Regions from separate parts of the Homo sapiens genome. Here region 1 is linked to region 2. A link is a contact called in ENCODE Hi-C or POLR2A ChIA-PET data. All regions are on one chromosome and are shown on one strand. Each heading gives the region's core, a stretch centred on a gene start or an enhancer-like site at or near the end of the contact. The rest is flanking DNA. Distances are from core to core; before and after follow the strand shown. Region 1 holds the start of NT5C1A (5'-nucleotidase, cytosolic IA). Region 2 has its middle 74 kb from the start of NDUFS5.

Region 1 (7,248 bases), core at 2,580-5,079, 570 kb after region 2:
AGAGAGTCAGCTGCCCTCCCAGCCCCATTAGGCAGGTTCCCAAGCCTGCCACTCCAACCCTGGCAGCCAGCTAAGGTCTCGCTCCTCACTTTCTGTCCCACAGTCCCTGCCAGACTGCCAAGTCCTGGGCTCCCTCTGGCTGAGCTACCCAGACAGACCCCAATCCATCCCGCCCCTGGTTGTTGCAAGAAAAACGTCCTGGTTGCATTGGCCCCAAGAGTCCTCTGCTTCTCTCTTTTCCAGATGGGGAAACAGGCCCAGAAAGGGGCCTGTTACTCTAGGTCAAGGCAGAGCAAGATGACATCTCAAGTCTCCGGCCTCTAGCCTGGCCTCTATCCACACTGCAGTCCCCTTGCTATTCCTCTCCTCAACAGTTCCCAGAAGATTCTATCCCTTGCTACTTCCGCCTTCCCTGGAAACATCTCCCCCAGCCTTCACTTTCCAGATTTGGGAGAAATGATCAGGGCGTGCCCACAAACTGAGGTTTCTAACGGCAGGTCTCTGTTTCCCAGCAGAATGGGGGTCCCAAGGGCAGGACTGTGCATCCCCACTTAGACTGCTGTGACACAGTATGAGTGAGGTGGAGTCTAAGATCCCAGAGGCCATGGCTGTGTAAGAAATATGGATCCCAGCTGGGACTGATGAATGACCTGTCCAGGCTCCAGGTGGAGCTGAAGGAGCAGGTGAAATGGGCTGGCCAGAGATAGGGACAAGTTGTGGACATAGAGACCCTCCTGGGCCTGGCCGCAGAGGTGGCCATGTGTTGGCAGGGGCATCTAGGAACAGTTCCTCCAGAGAGCAGAAAGAAGCCCTGATCTCAGACTGGGAATTGGGTCAGAGTGACTCAAGGGCTCACTCTGGGAGCTCTGAGCTCCAGGAAACCAGGGTGCTGGCAGCTCTCTCTGCCTTTCAGGGTCAGGCTGATGGCTCCGGCTAGGGGATGGGAATGGAAGAATAACAGAGTGCAGCCCACCCCCACCTGGACTTCCTGAGGAGCTCCCATTTAGGCTAACGTAATTCTGCCTATTGGGTCCAAGATAGAAACATAGGCAAAAAGCTGTTATTCCCAGTAGGACTTAGAGAGGGAAGGGCTGCTGAAAGAGAGAGGGACAGGAGAGTTTTGGATTGAAGAAGTGTTCTGACCCCATGAGGTGAGGGCCTCCAACAGGCCTTCAGGCGTTAAATATTTTACTCAGGCCCCTGGGAATGAGAATTAGCCCAGGCCAGGCCATGATGGGGCCCATGAGGCCTAGAGCCCCCAAAATAGCCTGTGGGAAGAGGGGCTTCTGCAGGAAGGAATAGGAGCTGGGAAGCCTCCAGGCTTCTTGCCTCCCAGAGAACCATGAGAGTCAGGGGCTGATCCAGGGGTCATGACTGACAACTGGGCCTGAGCTCTCCGGTTCCTTGGTGCCTGGGGAGGAAATGGATTTTGAGCACTGATGCTTTCACTGCCCCAGTCCCCAGTCTCCATCCCTTCTTCTGCATCACTCAGGCCACAGCATTGACATTCATCCAGCTTCCTCTTCAGAGAGGCACCAGCCTTCTCACTGGTGGGTTTGCTGCCGGACTCACCCTTTCCAATCCATCCCAGAGTGATCTTTCTAAAATAAAAATGGGACCCAGTTAATCCCCTGATGAAAAATCCTGTAATAGCTCCATAATGGTATTCATATGTTTGTTTAAATGTAGGTTGACCTTTTATTTAAATGAATTCAAATAAACTTTGAATTCAATATGTAAGCCAGATATTACCATATATCTCATACCATATGGTACCAGATATAACATATATAATTGGTGTTTATTTATTTTACAGATTCAAATGCATTACATTTATTTATTTATTTATTATAAAGTCAACCAATGAAAACAACACAGTTGTTTGCATGACAACAAATTTGAAACTAGCGGCTAGAATGCCAGTGCAGACTTAAGCTTCAGCATCCGGCCAAGTTGTTGCTGTGTTTGTATTTGTACAGTATTGAGAAAGTCCTGATTCAGACCAATAAGTGGTTGGAAATGCTAAAAGGTTTTTTGTTTTGGTTTGTTTTAAACTAAAGGCCTTACAATCTCAAGACGCTCTTTGATGGAACAGATCACAGGGGAAGCCTTATTCTGAGCTTTGCTTTAAAAAAATCTGCAGCACAAGCTAGTGGCCTTCAAGCTGCTAAAATGTCCACCTAATACATTAGAGTGAGTTGGGTTTTATTACACATTTTTAATTGTTTAAAACATAGTCCGAAGAAGAAAGAAAATAAATTGGATTCACATGTGTGCAGACTCCCTGAAACATGGGGCTTGGGGAAGCTAGTTTGGAAATCCCTGACCCCCTTGAGTAAGGTCCAGACTCCTTAACATGATCCCCAAGGCCCTCTGTGGGCTCTTCCACATCCCTCCAGCTCTTCTTCCAACAATCCTGCATTCTTCATTCAGTACTTATTCAGGAACACAGTCCTGAGCTTCAGAGACATCTGCATGACTTTTGCCTGTCCTGTTTCCCTCTCCCTGGGAAACTCCACCTACTCAGGCTTTAAGATCAGGATACGTGCCACTTCTACAAAGCTTTCCCCAGTGTGATGTCACTACTCTACTCCCCCCCCAACTCCCCTAGGCTCTCATCTCTGGAGCCTCCATCATTGTGCAGTGAGCTCCTGAGGCAGGGACTCAGGTTATTTAATTCTTCAATCCCCACTCTTGAGCAGAGCTTGGAGGTGCTAATTGAATGATTGCTGATAGGGTGGACCTGTTGGGGAAGGGTTCTTGGAGGGAAGCAGCAAATTGCTTTAAGATCAAGCTGGAGCTCTTTGGAGGACCGCTGTGGGCCAACCTCTATTCTCGGTTTTCTCCTCAAGCTCTGAGATCTGGGAAGTTGGAGACAGCAAGGTCCAGGGGCAGACCAGGGCATCATCAACTTGTTTGATGGCAGAGAGGAGAGAGCTCCTCTGTGAGGTCCCAGACGGTTGACACCACCACAGGGTCGTGGGGATGTTAATGCCCACTGCAAGGGGAGCAGAACCCGAGCTGGGGGGCAGAGTCCAGCGCTGGGAGCCTGCGGCCAGGGGCGCCGATCGCCCCCCAGCGCAGAGTGTGGATCCCAGTGCCTGGAGAGAGCAGCTCCCTTTCCTTAGGACGCGGGGAGCGCACTGCCCCCAGCCCAGGGCCCAGGACCCAGAGCCAGACCCCAAACGCAGAGTCTCAGGTCCGGAGCCCGATGCCCAGATGGCGGAGACCGGAGCGCACAGCCAGGAACCGGGTTCCCAAAGTCTGGTTACCCGCGCCTGGGGCGCTTCTGGAAGCGCTGCGGACCAGCTTCGCCAACAAGTGCAATCCGCGCTCCCCGGCGGCCCGAGTGGGGAGGGGCTGGGGCTGCGGGCCTCTAGCTGGGCCCTGATGACAGCATGGGGGAGGGGGAGCCTGGCGTGGAACCCGAGTCCCGGTAAAAAAATACACCAGAGCAGAGCTCCCAAAATAAACCCGAGCCCGCGCCAGCTGCAGGGCGCATTCTGGGGCTGAGGAGCTGCGTCCCCTCCCAGAGGGGCGCCACGGGTCCCTTCCCAAGAGACTTATGACCCCTCCTCCGGGGTAACCCTTCCCCCGTCCCCCGCATACCCGTGCATTGCTTTTACCGATTTGGGTTTCTTCTTGGGCGCGAGGTTGTCGTAGAAAATCTTGGCTTCCTCCCAGACCGGGGCCGCAGCGGTCTCCGCTCCTGGCCCGGGCTCGCGGGGCTCCTGGGGCTCCCGGGGCTGCCCAGGTTCCATGCTCCGGCTCTGACCCGGCCCGGCCAGAGCAGGCGGCGGCGTAGACGCGGAGGTGGCTGGGGCTGGGCTGCAGGAGGGAGGCGAGTCCCGGCGAGGGAAGGGGGCGGGCAGCGGCGAGGAGGCTGTGCGTGTGAGCTGGGCTCCCCGCCCGCCGGGCGGGGGGAGGTCACACTGGCCCTCTCGGTCGCCCGTGTGTCGCTGCCGCTGCTGCTGCTACTGCTGTACGGTATGAGGGATAGCTGGGCTCTCCTTCCCCGACCGACCCACGCCAGCAGCCGGTTGGGTGGTGAGGGGGGCTCTCTGGCTCTCTGGGTTTGTGGGCTGCAGCGGATTGGGGATTGCGAAAATGATGTTCTTCGCAGGCGCTGCAGGGCGCGGAGACAGGAGAGGCCTGACAACTTTTTTTTTCCCCCAGGATAGTGATCCCCAAAGGACAAAATGAAAAGCTAGCCGCTCCCCTCCCAAAAGCTAGCTGCCCATCTTTCCTTTAGGAGCTAGGACCCTGGGATCCTGACGATGTCCCCTTCCCTCCGAGGCCAGTCCATCCGGCAGACGGGCAGGAGGTGATGCATGGATGGCTCCTCTCACTAGCAGAAGCCTGCTCCCAGCGGGAGCTCAGTGAAGGGCCCAACCCGGCAGCTCCTCCACACCACCTAGGAGGGGCCCTTGAAGTCCATGTTGAGACCAGGCTCGGGTGGTCTCAGGTCGAGACCTTGGCCTGGGGTGGGGACCCAGGCCAGAGAGACTCCCAGGGACTCTGAACCCGAATTCTTGCTGGCCCTTTGGTGGTCAGCAGAGGGCGCGCATTCCTAGGCCCCCACCTGCCCAGCTTGGGGTGATTTGTTATAGGCCATGAAGGGGCTGGATAGAGGGAGGGCAGAAGAGGGGCCTCGGAACTACCATCCTGGAATTCCAGGGTGTTGTCCCTCTTGATGCAGAGCTCTGTACTAGTCTCAGGGTGCAGACACAAATGTCACCCATCCCAAGGTACAGGCCAGGAAGCAGACAGCCTCTCTCAGAGGTGTGCATGGGTGGGTGGGAGAAGCAGGAGAAAACACTGGCTTAGCTAGGAGGGCCTCTGACTGGGGAGGTGAGGGGGCTACAGAATGGAGTGATCCCCTCAGCCTCCACCAGGTCCTGGGAGGAATAAACCAACCCTTGTGTGGGAGGAAGGGAAAAATCATAATAAAATGTTAGGATTGGGGGAAGTGTGTTTAGACTTACTTCTAGAAGATTGTTTCCAGAGATGGCCCAAAAACCTCTTCCATCCTGCCTGTCCTTTGGAAATGTGACTTTGACATTCCTCCCATTCAGAGGTGGAGTCCAGTCTGAGCTGGCCCTGTGACTTGCTTTGACCAATTGAATGGAGTAGAAGTGGTGCTCTGTGGTTTCCAAGCTTACGTCTTAAGAGGCCTTGCAGATTCCATTTTTGCCCTCTTGGGAGCCAGCTACTATGTAAATAAGTCTGGACTATCCTGCTGGAAAGGCCACGTAGTGAGACAGATAGGACCTGGAGGATAAGAAGCTAGCGACAGCCCAGGTGACTATAGGCACAATTGACAGACATGTGAATGAGGCCATCCTGGCTGTCCCAGCCCCAGCTCAGCTCCCAGTGGAGTGCAGCTATGTGGGTGACGCCAGCCAACACAACCTGAAGCAGTAAAACCTTCCAGCTGAGCCCAGCCAACTCACAGAATCATCAAAAATAATAAATTGTTGTTTCAGGCACCAAGTTTTGGGGTAGCTTGTTACACTGCAATAAATAATTGAAACTCTAGGAATGAGGTCAATTATTCTCAGGTGCCTCATGGAGAAGAATGATGAAGTAACTCAGGAAGAATACATAGAGTGGTTACTTGGATGGAGGTGGGCACTTCACACAAAAGTGAGCCACCCCCATGCTGTCCAGCGGCCTTTAATCTGTGTGATTGGCTTGAAAAGATGACCTGGGCCAAGCAGATTTGTCTTTCTCAGGAATTTGGAATTGGGAAATGGGCTGGGCAGTCAACCATTGGAATAGAAGCTGAGGATGCTGTGAAATACAGTTGGCTCCGAAGAGACCTGGGTGAGCCTCAGCAGACTGCAGTTATATGCAAAGTAAAGCTCGGCGCAGGTGGAGACTCTCTGAGCAGAATGAGATGAGCAGCAGATCAAGATGGGAAAGGATGTGCAGAGAGCAGCACATGAGAGAAACCATGCTGCCCTGAGATGGAGCCGCCTCTGCTCCTGACAGTTTCCCAAGTTCTAGCTAAGGCCTGGCTCTGGTGCCCATCTCTACACTTTCATGAGATTCTCCACATTGTTTCAACAAATGCCCCCAAAAGGAAATTTGGTGGATTGTGGTTTTGCTTGAGTGGCCACTTTTCCCGGCCTCTCTTTCTAATAAAAAGCCCTGCCTCCCTGGTTTTCTGGTCAAGAAGTACCAGACCTGGTACAGAGACCTGTAACTGAGACCTGACCAATGGCGGAGCCCTGTGTCCCTGGACACAAGGATGAGCATGTGACCCCAGCTGAGACACTCTTCACTCTTATTTAGGGCTTCTGGGAGATTTGGCTCTTTTTCTCTGAGGTTGTTAATTTGGGGCAATGTGAGCTGGGAACCCATTTGGCAGGTGAAAGAACATGGAAGAAGCACATCTGGAAGGACAATGGTGCCACAGAGAGAGAAGCAGAAGGAGGGAGGGAGAGAGGATGCAACTGAGTTTCTGGACCCAGCCATGCCTGAACTTCCCAATTACATGAGCCAATAAGCCTCCCTTTTTGCTTAAGCTTGTGTGAGTTGGATTTCGTTCACTTGCAACCAAAAGTCCCAACTAATCCATTCCCCTTTACTCACCCTGCCATGAGTAGGCACTGTTCCTTGCCATCAAGGAATCCTGCCCAGACTCCTGGTTCAGTCCCTTTAAGAACTTTCCCCGGGCCGGGTGCGGTGGCTCATGCCTGTAATCCTAGCACTTTGGGAGGCCGAGGTGGGTGGATCACAAGGTCAGGAGTTCAAGACCAGCCTGACCAACATGGTGAAACTCCATCTCTACTAAAAATACAAAAATTAAAACTGGGTGTGGTGGGGTGCGCCTGTAATCCCAGCTACTCAGGAGGCTGAGGCAGGAGAATTGCCTGAACCCGGGAGGCAGAGGTTGCAGTGAGCCGAGATCATCGTGCCACTGCGTGCCAGCCTGGGTGACAGAGCGAGACTCTGTCTTAAAAAAAAAAAAGAACTTTCCCCAGATCCTTCTTTGGAAGGATTAGAGAACTTGATCCTTAACTGTTCTTTCCACCCTTCCAGGCTTCTGGCCATGCTCTCTGGCTTGCCTGTCACTTGCTAATAGCTGGCTGGGTGCAGGGCTTCCCTGGCTCAGGGTTTCTGGACTCCAGCCAGGACTTTGCCTCCAGGTCCAGCACTTCTTCAGATGAATAAGCTGGGAACAGACCCTGTAGGGCATGACTCCAGGAGCCCCACACCTGGCTGTTCCCTTGGAGAGCCCTG
Region 2 (7,272 bases), core at 4,738-7,237:
CCTTTACTTCCCTCACTTTTTAACCATTATATTATACTACCTTTCCTCTAGTAGTAAATATACCAGTTTATCTGCTTCAGAGTCCATGTCTGAGGACTGGAACCACTGCCACCTGACCTACTGCCCAGAGTCTTCATGAGGGATTCCTTTTTTTTTTTTTTTTTTTGAGACGGACTCTTGCTCTGTCACCCACGCTGGAGTGCAGTGGTGTGATCTCGGCTCACTGCAACCTCTGCCTCCCAGGTTCAAGTAATTCTCCTGCCTTGGCCTCCTGAGTAGCTGGGATTACAGGTGCCCACCACCACGCCCGGCTAATTTTTGTATTTTTAGTAGAGACGGAGTTTCACCATGTTGGCCAGGCTGGTCTTGAACTCCTGACCTCAGGTGATCCACCCGCCTCAGCTTCCCAAAGTGCTGGGATTACAGGTGTGAGCCACCGCGCCTGGCCTCTTCATGAGGGATTCTAACACCCAGATGTTCAGGCTCCAGGGGCAGTGTGTCCCTCCTAGCGTTGCTTGGCTGATCCTCTGGTCCTTCCAGCTTGAGGTTCAGGCTCTATCCCCAGAACACACAGAGCTAGGCTAGAGCATATCTGGTTCTGTTCTGCCAGTATAATTAAACTAAATATCCAAAAAATGAATTTCAAGGATTCAATCTTGACAGACTGAAGTCGAGTTGCAATAGGATTCAGGTCCTTAACATCATGGCGGGAGGATAGCACAGTGGCTCATGTCTCTAACCCCAGAACTTTAGGAGGCCAAGGTGGGTGGATCACTTGAGCTCAGGGGTTCAACATCGGCCTGGGTTACATGGCGAAACCCCATCTCTACAAAAAATACAAAAATTAGCTGGGCATGGTGGTGTACACCTGTAGTACAAGCTATCTGGGGGACTGAGGCTAGAGGATCACTTGAGCCTGGGAGGTTGAGGCAGCAGTGAGCCATGTTCATGCCACTGTACTGTAGCCTGGGTGACAAAGTGAAACCCTGTCTCAAAAAAAAAGAAATTCATCAAGGGAATGAGTTCCATTTTTGTTATAGGGGCCTGTGCCCCAGGACTGCCCTGATGCTGGTGAACTGCTTCACGTGACTCTGATCTCAACTGAGAGCATTGGCCACCACTCTCAAGGGCCTCTCCCGGCCTCAGTGATTTGTGCTCTTTCCAGGCTGCCTGTTAGTGCCCCTTTAGAGGTTTCTACCTTGAGATGGTGTTGGATGGGGAGCTGTGGCTTCAAGTGAAGAGAAGTTTCATAGATTAAAAAAAGCCACACCTCACAGTTTGGGGAACCTCCCAATTCCCCAAAGAGTATAGACTGCCTCAGAGGATCCACACAGGGTAAGACCCTGTCCTGCCTCAGAGCAGGAAGAGAGATTGGGTATGGTTCAGCAGGGCTCACATTAGCCTGATTCCTTCAAGAGTGAAGATAAAAACAGTTTTACTGACAAAGAAGCTGGGAGACAGCAGAGGGGCCAATACCTTTTATAACTACTATTGTTAGGTTCTGAATGCCAGCCTTGGCGCTCAGCATCTTACATGCTGTATTTGACCTAATCCTCAAAACAACTTTAGGAGGCAGATGTGCTACAGCAGAGGAAGCAGAAGCCCAGAGAGTTTGGTAACTTGCTCAAGGTCTCCCAGCCAGTAAGGGGCCAAGCTTGGAATGGTGCTAGCTCTGCCTAGGGCAACCCACTGCCTCCCCCATTACAAGGAACAGTAGTTTAATAACAGCTAACATCTGTGTAGCACTTCAAGGTTCACGGAGTGCCTTAACATCCATTATCTCTACTGTGCCTTGGGAAGCCGGTGCGGTGAGGCCTTCCACGCCCCTTTGGGATAGCTGCCTGTCAGGGGTCCAGCCTCTGCTCATTTCTTCCAGGAAGCACTGGAGATTATTTGGAGTTGGCTCTGACGAGCCACGGGAGAGGCCTAGGGAGAGGCTGAGGTGGAGCGACTTGGCCAGTTGCTATGGTAACCCAGATGGCTGAGTAACCATTTTGAGGGTTGCTATGGTGATGGGCTGCTGGTGGCAGGGATCTTGTCTTCCTGGGTGGCTGGCACCCTCCAGGCCTCTTAAATTGAGATGTTGCACTTTCTGAACAGAAGAGGGCAGCATGAGAGCAGGCAAAGGCTTCTTACCCCAGAGCGGATTTGGGAACTTGAGGCAAAGCTTAGAAAAGGTTTCTAGGAGCTGGGCAGAAAGGGAGCTTTGGCTGGTGCCCAAGAGGCTGGTGGAGCTTCACTTCTGAGACTAGAACTAGGTAATTTTCTTCCAAGAGCTGGTCAAAGGATAATGCTTGGGGCTGCCCCTTCAGTGCCTGGCATCAGCTACTATTGGGGAATATAAAAGTTACAGCAGACAGCTACCCTTGCAAGGAGGAATGGAGAGAATATGTGCATGTGTGCACACACACACACTCACTACTAGCAAAGAATTTCTTTTTTTTGAGATGGAGTTTTGCTCTTGTTGCCCAGGTTGGAATGCAATGGCACGATCTAGGCTCACTGCAACCTCTGCCTCCTGGGTTCAAGCGATTCTCCTGCCTCAGCCTCCCAAGTAGCTGGGATTACAGGTGACCACCATCACGCCCGGCTAATTTTTTGTATTTTTAGTAGAGACGCGGTTTCACCATATTGGTCAGGCTGGCCTCGAACTCCTGACCTCAGGTGATCTGCCCGCCCTGGCCTCCCAAAGTGCTGGGATTACAGGCATGAGCCACCGCACCTGGCCTAAGAATTTCTTTATAAAGCATCAGTTAACACATAAAATAATGCAGCATGAACCAAAGGTGAAGAAAAGCTGGGAATAAACTTTCTAGAGGTTGAGGAAGGAGCACTAGCAGAAAGAGAAATAATTTTGTACTTCCCTCTTTCCTCCCTACACATGAAGTGCCCTCAGCCCTTGACCACTGAGTGGACATTGAGTTGGATTCTCAATTGTCTTGAATCAGATCTGGCTCCCTCCCCCAACCCCCATAACAGTTCAATGAGGCATCCATTCCTTCAGCAAATATTTATTGAACATCTACTATGTGCAAAGTATTGTGTTAGGCCCAGTGATGAAGAAAGATGAAATAGATGTCTTTGCCCTCAGGAACCTATGAAGTAGGAGGTTAAGGAGGCAGTGATACAGACATCCACAGTACATGTACCTGGAGTTCAAGACCAACATAGTGAGACCCTGTCTCTATAAAAAATTTTTTTAAAAAGCTGGGCACGGAGGTTCACACCTGTAATCTCAGCACTTTGGGAGGCTGAGGCAGGCCGACTACTTGAGCCCAAGAGTTCGAGACCAGCCTGGACAGTATGGTGAAATCCTGTCTCTACAAATAGCACAAAAATTATCTGGGCGTGGTGGCACCTGCCTGTAGTCCTAGCTGCTGGTGGGTTAATTGGTGGGCGCACTGAGGCAGGAGGATTGCTTGAGCCTAAGAGGCAGAGGTGTCAGTGAGCCAAGATTGTGCCACCGCACTCCAGCCTGGGTGATAGAGTAAGACGCTGCCTCTAAATAAATAAATAGAAAAAAAATTTCACGTCATTTGGGGTGAACTTTCAAGGTAGATTTCAGTAGGTGGAGTTGGGGGATGGGACATTCTAGGCAAAGCCTCAGAGTCTGATTATAGGGAAAGGAGGTACACACAAGGGTGTCATTGGAGATCAGCCTGAAAAGGAAGCTAGATGTCTAAATATGGAAGACTTGGAATTCCAGGCTTAGATAAGGGATGCTGTGAGACAAACATACTCTCTCCTTAAATACTCTAGCCTTCCAGCTAGTCAGTAGTCACAGACAGCCAAGTATTTTAGGATCATCTGGTTCACTCATTCATGCATTTAATCAAAAATTTAGGCCGGGTGCGGTGGCTCATGCCTGTAATCCCAGAACTTTGGGAGGCTGAGGTGGGCAGATTACCTGAGGTCAGGAGTTTGAGACTAGCCTGGCCAACAAGGTGAAACCCCATCTCTACGAAAAATACAAAAATTAGCCGGGGGTGGTGGCAGGCGCCTGTAATCCCAGCTACTCGAGAGGCTGAGGCAGGAGAATGGCTTGAACTCAGGAGGTGGAGGTTGCAGTGAGCCCAGACTGCGCCATTGCACTCTAGCCTGGGTGACAGAGTGAGACTCCGTTGCAAATAAATAAATAAATTAAATTAAATTAAATAAAGTAAACAAATATACAAATGCACGCGCGCGTGTGTGTGTGTGTGTATGTATATTTTTAGAGACCAAATTTTGCCATGTTACCCAGGCTGGTCTTGAACTCCTGGGCTCAAGCGATCCTCCTGCCTCGGCCTCCCAAATTGTTGGAATTACAGGTGTGAGCCACCATGCATAGCATTAAAGAAATAGTTGGCCAGGTGCGGTGGCTCACGCCTGTAATCCCAGCACTTTGGGAAGCCGAGGTGGATGGATTACCTGAGGTCAGGACTTCAAGACTAGCCTGGCCAACAAGGTGAAACCCCATCTCTACTAAAAATACAAAAATTAGCTGGGCATGGTGGCAGGCGCCTGTAATCCCAGCTACTTGAGAGGCTGAGGCAGGAGAATCACTTGAACCCAGGAGGTGGAGGTTGCAGTGAGCCGAGATCACACCATTGCACTCCAGCCTGGGTGACAGAGCCAGACTCTGTCTCAAAAAAAAAAAAAATATGTATATATATATATATGTGTGTGTATATGTATATTTTTAGAGACCGAATTTTGCCATGTTGCCCAGGCTGGTCGTGAACTCCTGGGCTCAAGCAATCCTCTGGCCTCGGCCTCCCAAAGTGTTGGGATTACAGGTGTGAGCCACTATGCATAGCATTAAAGAAATAGTTGGCTGGGTGCGGTGGCTCACTCCTGTAATCCCAGCACTTTGGGAGGCCAAGGTGGGTGGTTCACGAGGTCAGGAGATGGAGACCATCCTGGCTAACACAGTGAAACCCTTTCTCTACTAAAAATAAAAAAAATTAGCTGGGCATGGTGGCGGGCGCCTGTAGTCCCACCTACTCGGGAGGCTGAGGCAGGAGAATGGCGTGAACCCGGGAGGTGGAGGTTGCAGTGAGCCGAGATCACGCCACTGCACTCCAGCCTGGGTGGTGACAGAGCGAGACTCCATCTCAAAAAAGAAAGGAAAGAAAGAAAGGGAGGGAGGGAGGGAAAGAAAGAAAAGAGAGAGAGAAAGAAAGAGGCTGGGCGCGGTGGCTCGCGCCTGTAATCCCAGCACTTTGGAAGGCCGATGCGGGCGGATCACGAGGTCAGGAGATCGAGACCATCCTGGCTAACACAGTGAAACCCCGTCTCTACTAAAAATACAAAAAATTAGCCGGGCGAGGTGGCGGGCGCCTGTAGTCCCAGCTACTCGGGAGGCTGAGGCAGGAGAATGGCGTGAACCCCGGGGGGCGGAGCCTGCAGTAAGCCGAGATCGCGCCACTGCACTCCAGCCTGGGCGACAGCGAGACTCCGTCAAAAAAAAAGAAGAAAAAGAAAGAGAGAGAGAGAGAGAGAAAGAGAGAGAGAAAGAAAAGAAAAGAAAGACGAAATAGTTAATGAGTGCCCTATATGTGCCAGATCAGTTGCTAGGTGCTAAGGATCCTGTGGTGAATTAGACGACAAACAGTCTCAGCCCTCAGGGAGCTTACGATTTAGTAAGGATGAGAGACACTGTACCATAACTTCAAGTGTGATGAGTATTACCAAAGGGTAGAGGAGGACCTATTAATTGGAGGCGGGGGGGGGGTCAAGGAAGGCTTTCCCCTGGGGAGTTTCAGCAGAAGCATGGGTAGGAGTGAGCCAGGCCAAAGGAGAGTGATGAAGGGTTATAATCTGGGAGGAAAGTCGGTTGGATGGCCCTGAGGCGAGATAACACATTAGAGGCGCTGAAAGAAATAGAAAGTGGCAGGGCTTTAGGGATAGGGGTATTTGATGAGGCTTTAATTGGGAGGACACCAAGGATAAAGGGCATTAATTTCCTTGTATTACTCTTCTCTTCCACTAGATGCCCTTCCGAGTACATCCTTCTGCTTCCCCCATTGCAGCCTTCTTAGAAATGCAGCAGCAGTCTCACCCATCAGGAGCAAAAGAAAATCAAAGACCAAAAGGAGAAAGCCTCAGAGCTTTTGCGACTGTGTGGTCTGGCTATAAATTTAGACTGTTGCTTGAAAGAAGCGAAAAACCTCCCCTTCATAGACTTCCTTCTTCCCATCCCCCCTGGCAGCCGCTTTGTTCCTCTAGCCTTGTAAAATTTTCTCTGTATAAAACAGGAACATCAGCCAAACATGTGGACTTCCCCACTTTCCATTCATTAGAAGAATGCATTATTTCAAAATCTCCTGGGAGCATTTAAATGCAAATTTTGTCAAGAAAGCAATTTGAGTCTTAGAGAAGCTCTCTAGCCACAACCTAAAGCAGAAGTTTCTTCTTTGATTTGTGTGTTTCTTAAAAGGAATCTCAACCCCTTGCCTTCTCCCTGCAACGCCCCCAGGTCTTCTCTGATTCTCACAGCGGACTCTTCCCCTTTTTGCCCCTGTTCTTTCTTCACCTTTGGCAAGCATCAGTCACACATCTTGAGGAACCTGCTCACAAAGTGGCGCGTGTAGCAGCCCCAGGTGGGAATGGAGGGACTTTTCTATGTAGTGTAATGGACATAAGGAGGCAGATGTCTGTGTGGGGGTGAGATGTCTGTGTGGAGGTGTTTGTATGCGTGATTTCTGTCTGGGCCTTCTTAGGCCTGCTGGTATAAAATAATATGGGAAATGCAGATGACTCAGCACTGACACAGTCAAGATCCCCAGAGTTAGCATTTCTATATTCTCTGCTGTTTACGAAAAATGTGCTTGTGCCATCAATCAGCAACTCATCCTGCATTTTCCGCTAAAAGCCTTTTACTGAAAAATGCATATACTTCAAACTTATTCCCCTTCTTTTTGTAAACTGAGCTCATTAGCAGCTGACACCAAACTGAGAACTAGTTTTGTTTGTTTGTTTGTTTTAGCACGGAGGATTAAACTGGAAGGAAATGAGCATTTGTCTAAGGATCCTCCCTGTCCTCTTTCAGGCCCTTCCCTGCATGATCTTCATGCCCACAACTTGGGCAGGCCAGCAAAACTTGATGGGAAAAGATATGATTAATGACTTGCTCACCTGATTTCTGATCAGGGTGTGGTGTGGAAACAACCAGCATGCACCTATTAGCGAAAAGCGTCATTTGTTTTACTTGTTACCAATGTGCTGAGCATTGACCAAAATACTTGGCACTACTCACAAGGTACAAAGACACCTTCCCTAGCCTGGGGT

The links. A loop is a pair of places that touch in the nucleus more often than their neighbours do. ChIA-PET counts read pairs that join two places held with the same protein, here RNA polymerase II (POLR2A). Pooled maps may share reads with other maps.
Region 1: a loop to region 2 is called in a map with no recorded cell type, with 4 times the contacts of the local background. The contact joins the promoter of NT5C1A here to the enhancer-like site in region 2. A Hi-C loop is called at or near these places in 1 of 37 single-sample maps with no recorded cell type and 4 of 50 pooled maps. POLR2A ChIA-PET finds 5 or more read pairs at or near these places in 1 of 52 experiments (MCF 10A).

Annotation. Positions count from the first base shown.
Region 1 is chr1:39,668,278-39,675,525 of GRCh38, forward strand. NT5C1A (5'-nucleotidase, cytosolic IA) reads right to left here and starts at 3,830. Exons shown (of 6, transcript NM_032526.3): 1 at 3,627-3,830. The coding sequence starts at 3,761. RefSeq lists a silencer at 3,613-4,022.
Region 2 is chr1:39,096,729-39,104,000 of GRCh38, forward strand. It overlaps a transcript of MACF1 not described here. Among named protein-coding and RNA genes, the nearest start is that of NDUFS5, 74 kb to the left of the region's middle. RefSeq lists enhancers at 1,963-2,052, 5,974-6,023, 6,044-6,153, 6,267-6,822. Within about 2 kb of position 5,988, at least 20 of the 41 ENCODE cell types and tissues checked have a DNase peak (open chromatin) inside an H3K27ac peak, as active enhancers do.